Linked DNA regions of Mus musculus: region 2 is linked to region 1. A link is a loop called in an ENCODE intact Hi-C map of the cell type or tissue named here. Cell type or tissue: heart. All regions are shown on one strand. Links, peaks and the distances in the headings refer to the core of each region. The heading gives the core; the rest is flanking DNA. Region 1 overlaps Gm40376 (predicted gene, 40376). Region 2 has its middle 45 kb from the start of Gm40376.

Region 1 (5,385 bases), core at 242-5,241:
TCTGATGTAACACTTATATACATAGGTTCTGATGTAACATTTATATACATAGTTTTGCAGTTATACATGTACTTCTGTGGATAAATGTTAGAAGTAGAAACATTAGTTTATTTAGGACAAAAGTAAGGATAACTGCTTAAAGCAATGATTGTCAACCTGTAGGTCATGACTCCTTTGGGCATAAAATGACATTCTCACAAGTATTGCCAAAGAGCACTGGAAAACACAGATATTACACTACAATTTGTAACAGTAGCAAAATTACAGTTATGAAGTAGCAGTGAAAATAATTTTATGATCGGGGGTCACCACAACATGAGTAACTGTATTAAAGGGTTGCAGCATTAGAAAGGTTGCGACTCACCACCTTAAACCAAAAGGCAGACAGCCCTCAATTTCTGGTTATTTTCTAAAAATTTCTCTGTCCCTTTTAGTAGATGCAGTAAAGAATGGAACAGAATTGTTGATATAGTTCACTGTGTTCTAAAAGGGAGATGTTTGTGCAGAACCAGTGGGACAAACACCAAAGAGAAACAGAGGTCAACCAGTTAATGTGAGAGCAGACTGTGATAAAGATCTAACTGGCCATTTTCCTATCTCTCTGGAACATCAGATGCAGTATTCTGGAAACGGCATGGACCAAGGGCAAAAGGGTAGAAGGATTCAGCTAAGCACCAGTCTGATGCACATACTGTTCAAAGACTGAGAATCGCCAGGCTTTCTCACGTGTGTGGACGTTCTTGAAACTGTGAATACACAAGAGCAAAGATGGAAGCTTGTTATTATTTATCCAGCCAAAAAACAAGAGACCCAGGCAAGTACGATGCTGTATACTATTTGGATAAGATAATGTTTAAAACTGAACTATTCTTATACCCACATAACAGATGAGGAACTAGAAGAGAGAGGGGCAATTTGTATGGTTACACAGTTAGGAAATGGGGAATCTAGACTTAAATCCAGACTAGGAACATGGAAGGCACCAGAAAGCTCTGAATAAGCTACTGAGACCTTCAGATTAGGAGATGACATCAGAATGTGCATTTTGACCTGGTGAGGGGCTGTGGGATACATCTGGTAGGAGCCGAAAGTCTGAAATTCTCCTCATAAAATAGGAGTCCTGGGATTACCTGCCTAGATCACAGACATTTGGAAAAGTCTGCATTGTTGATCATGAACTAAGAGCTGCACAGGGAGTGGAACTATTGATATAGGGGTTTTGTTGTTGCTGCTGTTTCTTTCTTTCTTGTTTGTTTGTTCAAAGTAAGAAGAAAGTGGGTTTTTCACTTTCATTGATTTCATAAGGATTTATTGGATAAGAGCCAGGCTCTTTGTAAGGCTTGCAGATACAGGAATGAAACTTTTTTCATTTTTAGACACACACACACAAATCGCAGCACAGCTGTGAATCCAACCAGTGAGGTGACTTGGTGATCTGTAGTATCAAGCAACGCTTCTGGTTTTCAGCTCTTGAGTACGGCTTCTGAAAGAGACAAACATTTGCACAGATGTTGAAGGTCCCTAGGTTCAGTCCAAGGCATAAGATCATAGTTTGGTTACTTAAGATTGTTGTTCCCTTCCTTTATATTCTCAGAGAAAAGAAGCCCATTGCCTCCAATGTTCTCATCGTTCTAGGGTGGCAGGATAGTTTCCAAAAATACGTGCGTTCAATGGACACATTACACCTCATGTGCACTGGAAATACTTGAGTCTGGGCTTCCTTTATCTACCAGCTTCTGTTTGATTGCCAAATACCCACCTCTCATTAATGATGGAATTTGTGGTTTTCTTCAATAATTAAGAGAGATACTCAATCTCAAATGTCTAATTGGCCCTAGATCTCAGGAGACAAGTGAGAACAATGGGCAGGCATGGAAGCTGTGGACCTTACACAACTGGATTCTGTTTCTAATATTACCACAAGTAGAAATAACTCCTTATAGATCCCGGCTACTAGCCACGATAGCTAATATCCCAACTCTCTTGTCTTCTTCACAGATACAGACTTGGCATCTCAGGGCTGGAACAACTGGGCTGCTAAATCCAGGTCTGGTAGTCAAGTTGTACATTACACAGAGAGAAGGAAACATGTGAGCAACTCTCATCAGGACACACAGAGAAGTTTCTTCAACACAGTCAAGGGTTTGGGTATAGTGCCCAAATGACTAATGTCCTTTATAAAATAGGAATTAACATTGTTGATGTGCATCTCAGAAAAAGAGTTTCTATGACACGTTCTACAGATGTAAAGGGTGGTGACTGATTAAAATATCCATCAGCTTTAGCAAGATAGAGTTTAATGATTTACTGGATGTGAGAAGAGGCAGAGAAGGGGGAAGGAGGAAAGGGAGGGAGAGGGACTGGAATTGAGAGTAAGGAAGGAGAAAGGGAGATGAGAACTGGATCCCACGTCTCTGAGCTCCAGGATGGGCAGCTTGAAGAAGAGGGGAGATTCTTTTGACTCAGGATTAGGGGGACCTACCCAATTTGTGTTCAAGTTTCCCTTTTTGTAGAATGGAGGAGTAATAGTATTTGTTTCAAAAAGTCAGGTGGAGGGAATGAGAAGCCTGAAATGCTGGCATGATGCCAAGAATTGCAATGGACGTCATAGATACTGTTGTTAGTTGCTTGAGGTGCTCCCTACAAATCTCTTCCAGTTTATTAGTCAAGGCTCCCTAATTTCAAAATATAAACCAGCTTGAATAAGTTATAGACAGTCTTAACAGGTTGGACATTGAGACTCTTAGTTGAAAATAATGTTCTGGGCACATTGGTTAGAAATCAAGGAAATGGATTTTTGTTTTTGCAGATCTGACTGAGACCCTGTCTTCATGATATTCTGGTTTTGCTTTTAGAAACTGCCAAATCACACATCACTTCTACCAGGGGAATGACACAGCATTATGAAACTCCCACACTCTCATGAGGGTGGCAACCAGGTTTCTTACATAACAAGGACTTTGGCACCTCACCCAGGGCTTGGTGGCTTGCCAGTCTTCCACTCCCCAGAAAAAGGCGTCAAGATTATTTGGATAGTTGGGTATGATCCAAGCTTAGGGCATGGGACAATGTACAGGGCAACACAGTGGAGGGGGCAGCTCCTAAGCATTCTGAGTAAACAAGCAAATGCTTCAAGGTCACTGGCACTTCCAATTCCATCAGAACATGCTTTGGGGGTGTGTGTGCCTGGGTCCAGACCTGTCTTGGACTCTGTGTAACTTCTAGAGTCACCTGAAGGGTCTTCAGTTCTCCACTAGGTCATGTGGAATAGAACTGCCCCCAAGAGTCTTTCCTGACACCTCAAACTGAGGGAAGTAGCACGGAGCACTTTCACCTGTGAGCAACAGTTTGCATAAGAGAGTCTAACTTTCCTAAAGGGAGGATGGACCCAGAGCCAAAAAAGATCAAGATCAACTTTCCATCTGGGAGGCAATAGCCTTCAGTGCCGGTAGTGTAGAAACTAGCTAAATTCTTATTAAAGTTCCAGCACAAACATTCCATTCATTTTTTATTCTGCTCTGTTAACACTGCTCGCCAGAGTCCGGATGGTTCTGTAGTGTGGGGTTGCTTTACCCTTCTAAGTCATCTTGCTCCAGTGAAACTAAACCCTGAGAAGGAATGATCCTGACTGCTTGTGTGTAACCTAACATTGCGTTGCTTGTACGTTAGTGAAATTAATGCCCTTTCCAGGATAAAAGGGTGACTGAATTAATGTCACATTATTGAAACCAGGCCTATTTTATAAGCCTTTGCTCTCATAGATCCCCTGGCAGAGTCTTGTTGAGTAGATTTAGTCTGGAAGATGGTTCTTATTCATGTCAGGTATTGTCCTTGGCATTTTCAACATATTGTCAGAATTTCAACAGCAGTACTTCTAAGTGCATGCTATTGCCCCATGACAGATGAGGGAACTTGCATCAGAGGAGTGGCTTTGGCTAGGAAAGGAGGTACAGGGGCCTGATAGAGCAGGTTTGCTGCATCAAAGCACCAACTTTTTACCTCTTGTTGGTACTACACAAAGGAGATGGCCATATACTGGGGGATTCTTCTGGTTTAGTCATTCACATTTGACTTGAACCTTCATTAGAAATTTCACTCAACCTTTTGCCAGATGGCAAGTGATTCTGAAGTGAAATTAGACTTTTGCGTAAGGATCAAAGTCTCATGGTTTGGGCCTGGCGAGACTGTTCAGTGGCTAAACGTACTTGTTGCACAAGCCTGATAAACTGAGTTTAATCCTAGAAACTCATGGAAGGAGAGATGTTGCCCACCTCCATACACACCAATATTAAAGAATAAAAACCCCTCTGTTTTAAAATCCCCCCCCCATCTTGCTTTGGTATAGCCAACAAGAATGTGTGTGGACTCCTTTGCCATTTGTGAGCAGACTGTAGAAAAACGTGATTGAGAGCAGAACTCAGTTCACCAAGGCCTGGCCCTGAGGGTCCTGCAGGGGAGTTTCCAGCAGTGCAACAGTTTCCATATTTCCTTGTTTTGCAGAAAGAGGTAGTTCAACAGCAGAGAAACACTCTCCACTTTGCACCCCAGCCCAAGAGAATTGGGGAGGGAGCAAGTATCTCCCATGCTGATTTCAAAGCTCCTTGCATGCTGAATTGGGCTATACATTTCCAAAACAGCTTATTGCCAATGTGCCAGAGAGCAGGTGTTGGTGATGGTTAACAACAGAAAGCATAAGTGTGCAAACAGTTTTGAGAAATTCTAGGTTTCTTCACGGCAGGTCATCTCAGTACTTCTGCAGTATTGATAAAGATCTGAGTTACGTCATGGGGACACAGATTGCATTGCTGTATAGTTGACTCGACTGCATAATTATTTTAGGGAGAACTATGTTGTCAGAACCTGGGAAGTGCTGTGTTAATCCTACTCTATCACCCTCCTGTCTCATCTCTGTGCCTTTGTTGATGTGACCAGCCATTTTTCTATTCATTCATCTTCTGCTAGGTAGAGAGCAGTGTCATGTCCCCGATGGATAGTCATAGTATATTTGGTGCCTTTTAGAATGAATAGTCTAGCTTAGAAGGTAAGAAACACACACAGATACAACTCGATTCTAAACAGGAAGAAGGAGAAGAAGGAGGAGGGAGAGGAGGAGGAGGAGAAGAAGAAGGAAAGAAAGAAAGAAAGAAAGAAAGAAAGAAAGAAAGAAGCAGCAGCATTTCTGCTGTTGACAAAAGAAAGTCAAATTAGATCTCAAGAGCTGAAACAAAAATACAAATCCCTTTTCATTAAGGAACCAGATTGGCATCGAGGGTGAAGGCATCTTGTGGATCTGGTTTCTGGGCAGAATTTTCATTTGCACAGCACTGCCTATGACCTGCCATCTCTTATACTGATCTGAGCCCATTGCAACATCATCTCACTCTG
Region 2 (5,385 bases), core at 288-5,287, 89 kb after region 1:
TTCATGCCCATAGAACCAGTGAGGAATATGACAGGTCCCAGACCTTAGTGGCCTCCTAGATTTTAGTACAATGACACACAGGCCATGAACCCAGCATGCAGACAGCACCACCTGCCAACAGGAAAACAAAGACCTAATCCAACAAAGTCCAGAGTTCCGAGAAAGTCGCTAAATGTACTGACCTTGCTCTCTGGCTTCTGTAATTCTGTTTCTGGCTAACTGTTCTTGCTAACTGAGATGTGTCAACCCAGGGTAGAGTTTTGTGTTTACAAGCTTACCCTGAGAAAGGCTTGGGCTAAACGGGGATTCTGAACACCCAGTGCAGTTTCTGGCTAGATCATAGACTTTCTATTGGCTTGAACCTATGTCTGAGTTGTCATCTCTGGTAGATACCCCACAACAAAGCCTAAGAGATTAATCTCTTTCCATTGCTGGAACAACATGCCTGAGATAAGCATCTGTATTAGTCAGGGTTCTCTTAGAGAAACAGATTGAGGATTCATTTCAGGGCAGGGAGTTATATTATCTTCTTAGTGTTAGTAGTTTACGAGAATTTATTCCCTGTTTTACATAGCTAAGTTGGCAGTTAAGCAAGCAAGGGTCCTTTGGTGAGGCTATGAATCAAAGGATTAATGGCCAAGCCATGTCCATAAGTAGAGTAGTTAACAAGGGAACAAGCAGAACAAAGATTTATACCAGTTATTAGATTTTTTTGATCTTTTTTTTTTTCTTCCTGAAATTTATTAGATGGTTTACAGGCTGTGGATCAGGTAGTCTAAAAATGGCTGTCTACCATCAGAAGGTTCAAGAATCCAGTAGTAGTTCATCCACGAGGTTGGATGTTTCAGCTGGTCTTTAGTATATGCAAGAATCCTCATTGTCTATTACTGCACAAACATCATGACCAAGAAACAAGTTGGGGAGGAAAGGGTTTATTCAGCTTACACTTCCATACTGCTGTTCATCACCAAGGAAGTCAAGACTGGAATTCAAGCAGGTCAGGAAACAGGAGCTGATGCAGAGGCCATGGAGGGATGTTTTTTACTGGCTTGATTCTCCTGGCTTGCTCAGCCTGCTCTCTTATAGAATCGAAGACTAGCAGCCCAGAGATGGTCCCACCCACAAGGGGCCTCTCCCCCTTGATCACTATTTGAGAAAATGCCTTACAGTTGTATCTCATGGAGGCACTTTCCCAACTGAGGCTCCTTTCTCTGTGATAACTCTAGCATGTGTCAAGTTGACACACAAAACCAGCCAGTACACTCATGAAATAGGCTCTTATGCCAGAGAAAGAATTACTTTTCCAGTGAGAGCAGGCAGGCAAAGAGAGCAAGCTTCCCTTTTCCATGTCCTTTATGGACGTTCACAGTAAAAGGTGTGGCCCAGATTAAAGCTGGATCATCCCACCTCAAAAAGATCTAGACAAAAGGTGGGTCTCGCCACTTCAAATGATTTAATTAAGAAAAATCTTTCATAGGTATACCTAACCGCTTAGATTTTACTTAATTCCAGATATAGTCAAGTTGACAATCAAAAGTAGCCATCATAGCTCCTTAAAGGAGGACAGATTCATGGTAGATTCAGAAGTTCTGGTCCAAAGCTCCTGACTGTATGCTTCTACACCATGGTGAAACAGTCCATCATGTCAAAAATGTGCAGCAGAAGAAACCACTTGTGGCCAGGCAGCAGAGAAAGAGAGCCAAAAATGACAGGGGACAAGACATCCCTTCAATGGCCCATCCCAGTGATCTATTTACTCTACCCAGGCTCCACCTCCCAATAGCCCATCCAGTTATGCACTCATCAGTGGATCACCACTGATGAAGTTGGCAACTTCAGGATCTACTCACCTCTCAACAGAACCATGATCTTGAGGGGCAAGCATTAATGTAAGTATTGGGAGTGGGCATAATTTCATATTGAAATCATGACAACAGCCAGCATTGCTATAATCACTAGTTTGCAGATGAGGACATCAAATATCTCAGTTTTGAGTCTTTCCAATCCCTCTTCTTGTTTCAGTTGCTGTATCATTACGTTGTTCCACACAGGTTTGTTGAGCTTCATTTAGGGACAATTTAATGTTCCTGGCTCTGGTCTATACTCCTACTTCCTGTCCTGGGCTATCTATCATATGTTATATGAGAATTTACAGTATCCACTGAAACCTCAAATATCACATGATTTAGAAATGGGCCAACAGATAGTGCGTCCCACAGTCATCTGAGACCCTTTTAGCAGGTTTCCTCCAAGGCCCAATAATCTGTTGCCTTGTAGTGACAGCCAGTTCACTAGTGTATATTTGCATGGTTATTATTCTTCTGCCCCCATTCACTTCTCTTCCCTACTCCTAGTCCTGGGGAGGTCTTCCCATATGAATAACCTACACACAGCCTTCATTCCTCAGACTCTACTTCCAGAGAACCCAAGCCAAAATCATGAGATGAGATTATTTGCTAAACATACTAGGTTTGAAATAGAATACTGAGACTCGTCAGATGGTCTGACCCCAGATTCCACGTGCATTTTCTTTGTCTTGCTCGACCTGAAGGATCCAATAGTCTCATGATCAGAGGCCTGGATATGTAAACAATGAATTCTGGAAGACTTGTGTCAAATCAAACCTGGAAGGTCTGTCTTTGAAGCACACAGGGAAATGATTGCTTCCATCGGCCAGACCCATGAGTTACCCAAGAAGCAACTCCCAGGGCAGATAGCAGAGCCCCATTCCCTAACATCCTTGATATAGTCTAGGCTCTTCTGCTATTTTCTCTCATGCTGCCATCATTTCCTTCTTACCACTTAGCACAGTGTGAACATAAGTATTTATTGCTATTTACTTTTTGTCTGTCTCCTACAAGAGCAGGGGCCCTGTCTGTTTTGTTCACAGACATTTGAATACTGTATCCACAACACCTAACACAGTCCCTGGGACATAAACAGAAACTACTGAATTTGTCAGCCCTAAAAATAAAAATGTTTTAATTGTTAAACAAGTCAAAAGCTTTGTTTTTAAATAATGAGAGAATTAATGGTACTAAAGGTAAAGCGAATAATACAAAGAAAATCACAAGAGAAAGAGCATGTTAACTATTCAGAGGAAGTCTGCAGTTGGGTATGGGAGTGTATTTGTTTGAGAGGTGGAGAGGAAGGAAGTGACTTAATATCAAGGTCAGATATTTATTATGTCTCTATTCTTTGCATTGCCTCTGCCTGGTAACTGGTTACATCACTTGAGTTTTCCAGGATCTGCTAGTGCCTGAATTATGCAAGCTTTCTTCTCTGTCATCTGTGGACTTTTTGAATCCAGTCACTCCAGGCTTGTTTGTATACAGTCTGAGCTTGACTATCTGTTGGCATTGACACACGATGCAGCTTGTGAAGTTAGGTGTTGACATGATCCTGGCCTAAGTCTCAACCTATTGGCTGTACTCCTGGTTCCATTTACCCCTGAGACTCTGTTTAAGAGCTTGCTGCTGTTCCTTCTTTTCTCACCTAGATTCCTACACCATTACCACCACCCTTCACCTTAAGAACAGGGAAATAACTTCTCATTCATTTGTCCAAACATATAGTGGCCCCATGAGATGAACACAGACCTCTGATTGACTATGAACTCTGAGCTGTTACATGTTTTGCTCATATTCTCATATTGAACTCAGTCTGTCCTTCAACATCTCCTGATTTTGCCTTAATTTTCAAGTGCGATGACAGGCAGATGCTACTACACTTAGCTTCAGACATATCACTGATTACCTAGTGGTTGGGAGATTAATTACTTATATTCATTCCTTCATCTCTCAACCCTGGTTTCCTAAGGTGGGCTCACTAAAACTTAAGCACCTTGGTGCATGCATACTAGACAATGAGAGACCTAGTTCCATACTGTCCTCCCTGAGCTCAACTTCTGAAAATAAATATCTCCCAAGTATTCAGCAGTCCCAAGACAGTTTCTCTGCACTTTGTAAAGCCCAGTTAGACACAGGCAGCCACCTGTTCCTTCCCAGCTCTTTGTAAGATCTTTTTCTACCCTTAGTTTACTGGCATTTCAGGAACCAATGAAACTCACCTTTAACACTGCTTATTTTTAGTGTCTCTGCATTTATATTTAGAAGGGAAGACTGGTCATGCCTCTGGGTGCATCATTCTTCCAATTTTTGCTGGATCACGGGGAGGCCACAAGGAGAGAAAATTAGTAGTGCATGTAACTCTTCATTTATTTCCTGGATCCAGTGACCCAGCACAGGCACATGTGCCAAAGATACAAGGACAAAGCAGGAGGCCAGGATGACCTTCAGTTGCTTAGACCAGGCCATTCACTGGTGACTTGGTGGGGATTCCTAAGAAAAAGGACAGGTATCAAATTATAAAGGTCAAAAGAGATGCTGCCAAGAGCTAAAATAAAATGTCTCCTGTTCTCTCTGCAGCCTACAAAACATTTTCTTTTCCTTTTTGTTCTCACAAAACATATTTTTGTATATTTAATTTTTAAAATAAGTGATTTTAAATGGATAAAAATGATTTAAATATAAATATATGTGATTTAAATATATACATACTTCTAAAGAAAGAACTTATCAAACATAAGATATGGAAATGATGTATATTTTTTTTTGAAAAATAGTATTTAGTTATTTATTTTTATTAGATATTTTCTTCATTTACATTTCAAATGTTATCCCATTTCCTAGTTTCCCCTCCCAAAATCCCTTCCCCCTCCCCCTGCTCCCCAACCCACTCCCATTCCTGGTCCTGGCATTCCCCTATACTGGGGCATAGAGACTTCACAGGACGAAGGACCTCGCCTCCCATTGATGACTGACTAGGCCATCCTCTGCTACATATACAGCTAGAGCCACAAGTTTCACCATGTGTTTTCTTTGATTGGTGGTATAGTTCCAAGGTCTGAGGGTGCTGGTTAGTTCATATTGATGTTCCTCCTATGGGGCTTCAGACCCCTTCAGCTCCCTGGGTACTTTCTCTAGCTCCTTCATTGGGGAACTTGTGTTTCATGACTTATATTTCTAGAGTTTAATATTTGCTAAAACATTCTGTAACAAAGGATCAAATTCTTCACTGAAGAAATGGGCAAAAGACATAGTTCAGAAAAACAGATTTCAGAGACTCATAGCTGAGAATACATAACTTTTACAGCCATTCCTAAACAGGGGACATTTTTATTATTTGTTCCAGGACTCAGGAAGCATCATAGAACAGGGTGTAGAAAGAATGTGAGAACCAGACAATGGGGAGGAAGGCTGTGCCTGTGTCTGCACAAGACCACATCTTTGACAGACGACCTCTGCATTCCCAGAGCCCTTCCCTGGGTCTAGGGACTGCAAAGGTATTCTTGGCACCTAAAAGCCCAGAGGTCACATGAGTCAC

Evidence for each region. Hi-C counts contacts between places; a loop is a spot of excess contacts. Peaks named below come from ENCODE experiments on the same cell type or tissue, not always from the same donor. Only the 100,000 strongest peaks of a DNase experiment are listed, where the experiment ranks them.
Region 2: it touches region 1 in a loop (7-fold over the local background); 4 of 42 quality-filtered maps call a loop at or near these places.

Annotation. Positions count from the first base shown.
Region 1 is chr12:32,766,151-32,771,535 of GRCm38, reverse strand. It overlaps Gm40376 (predicted gene, 40376), which reads right to left. Exons shown (of 3, transcript NR_168680.1): 2 at 1,385-1,483; 3 at 88-746. Among named protein-coding and RNA genes, the nearest start is that of Gm40376, 44 kb to the right of the region's middle. In heart, for the core only: no CTCF peak of the experiment used is centred there; a DNase peak (open chromatin) is centred at 3,005; H3K27me3 peaks cover 398 bases.
Region 2 is chr12:32,676,918-32,682,302 of GRCm38, reverse strand. No RefSeq gene overlaps it. Among named protein-coding and RNA genes, the nearest start is that of Gm40376, 45 kb to the left of the region's middle. In heart, for the core only: no CTCF peak of the experiment used is centred there; DNase peaks (open chromatin) are centred at 3,372 and 4,182.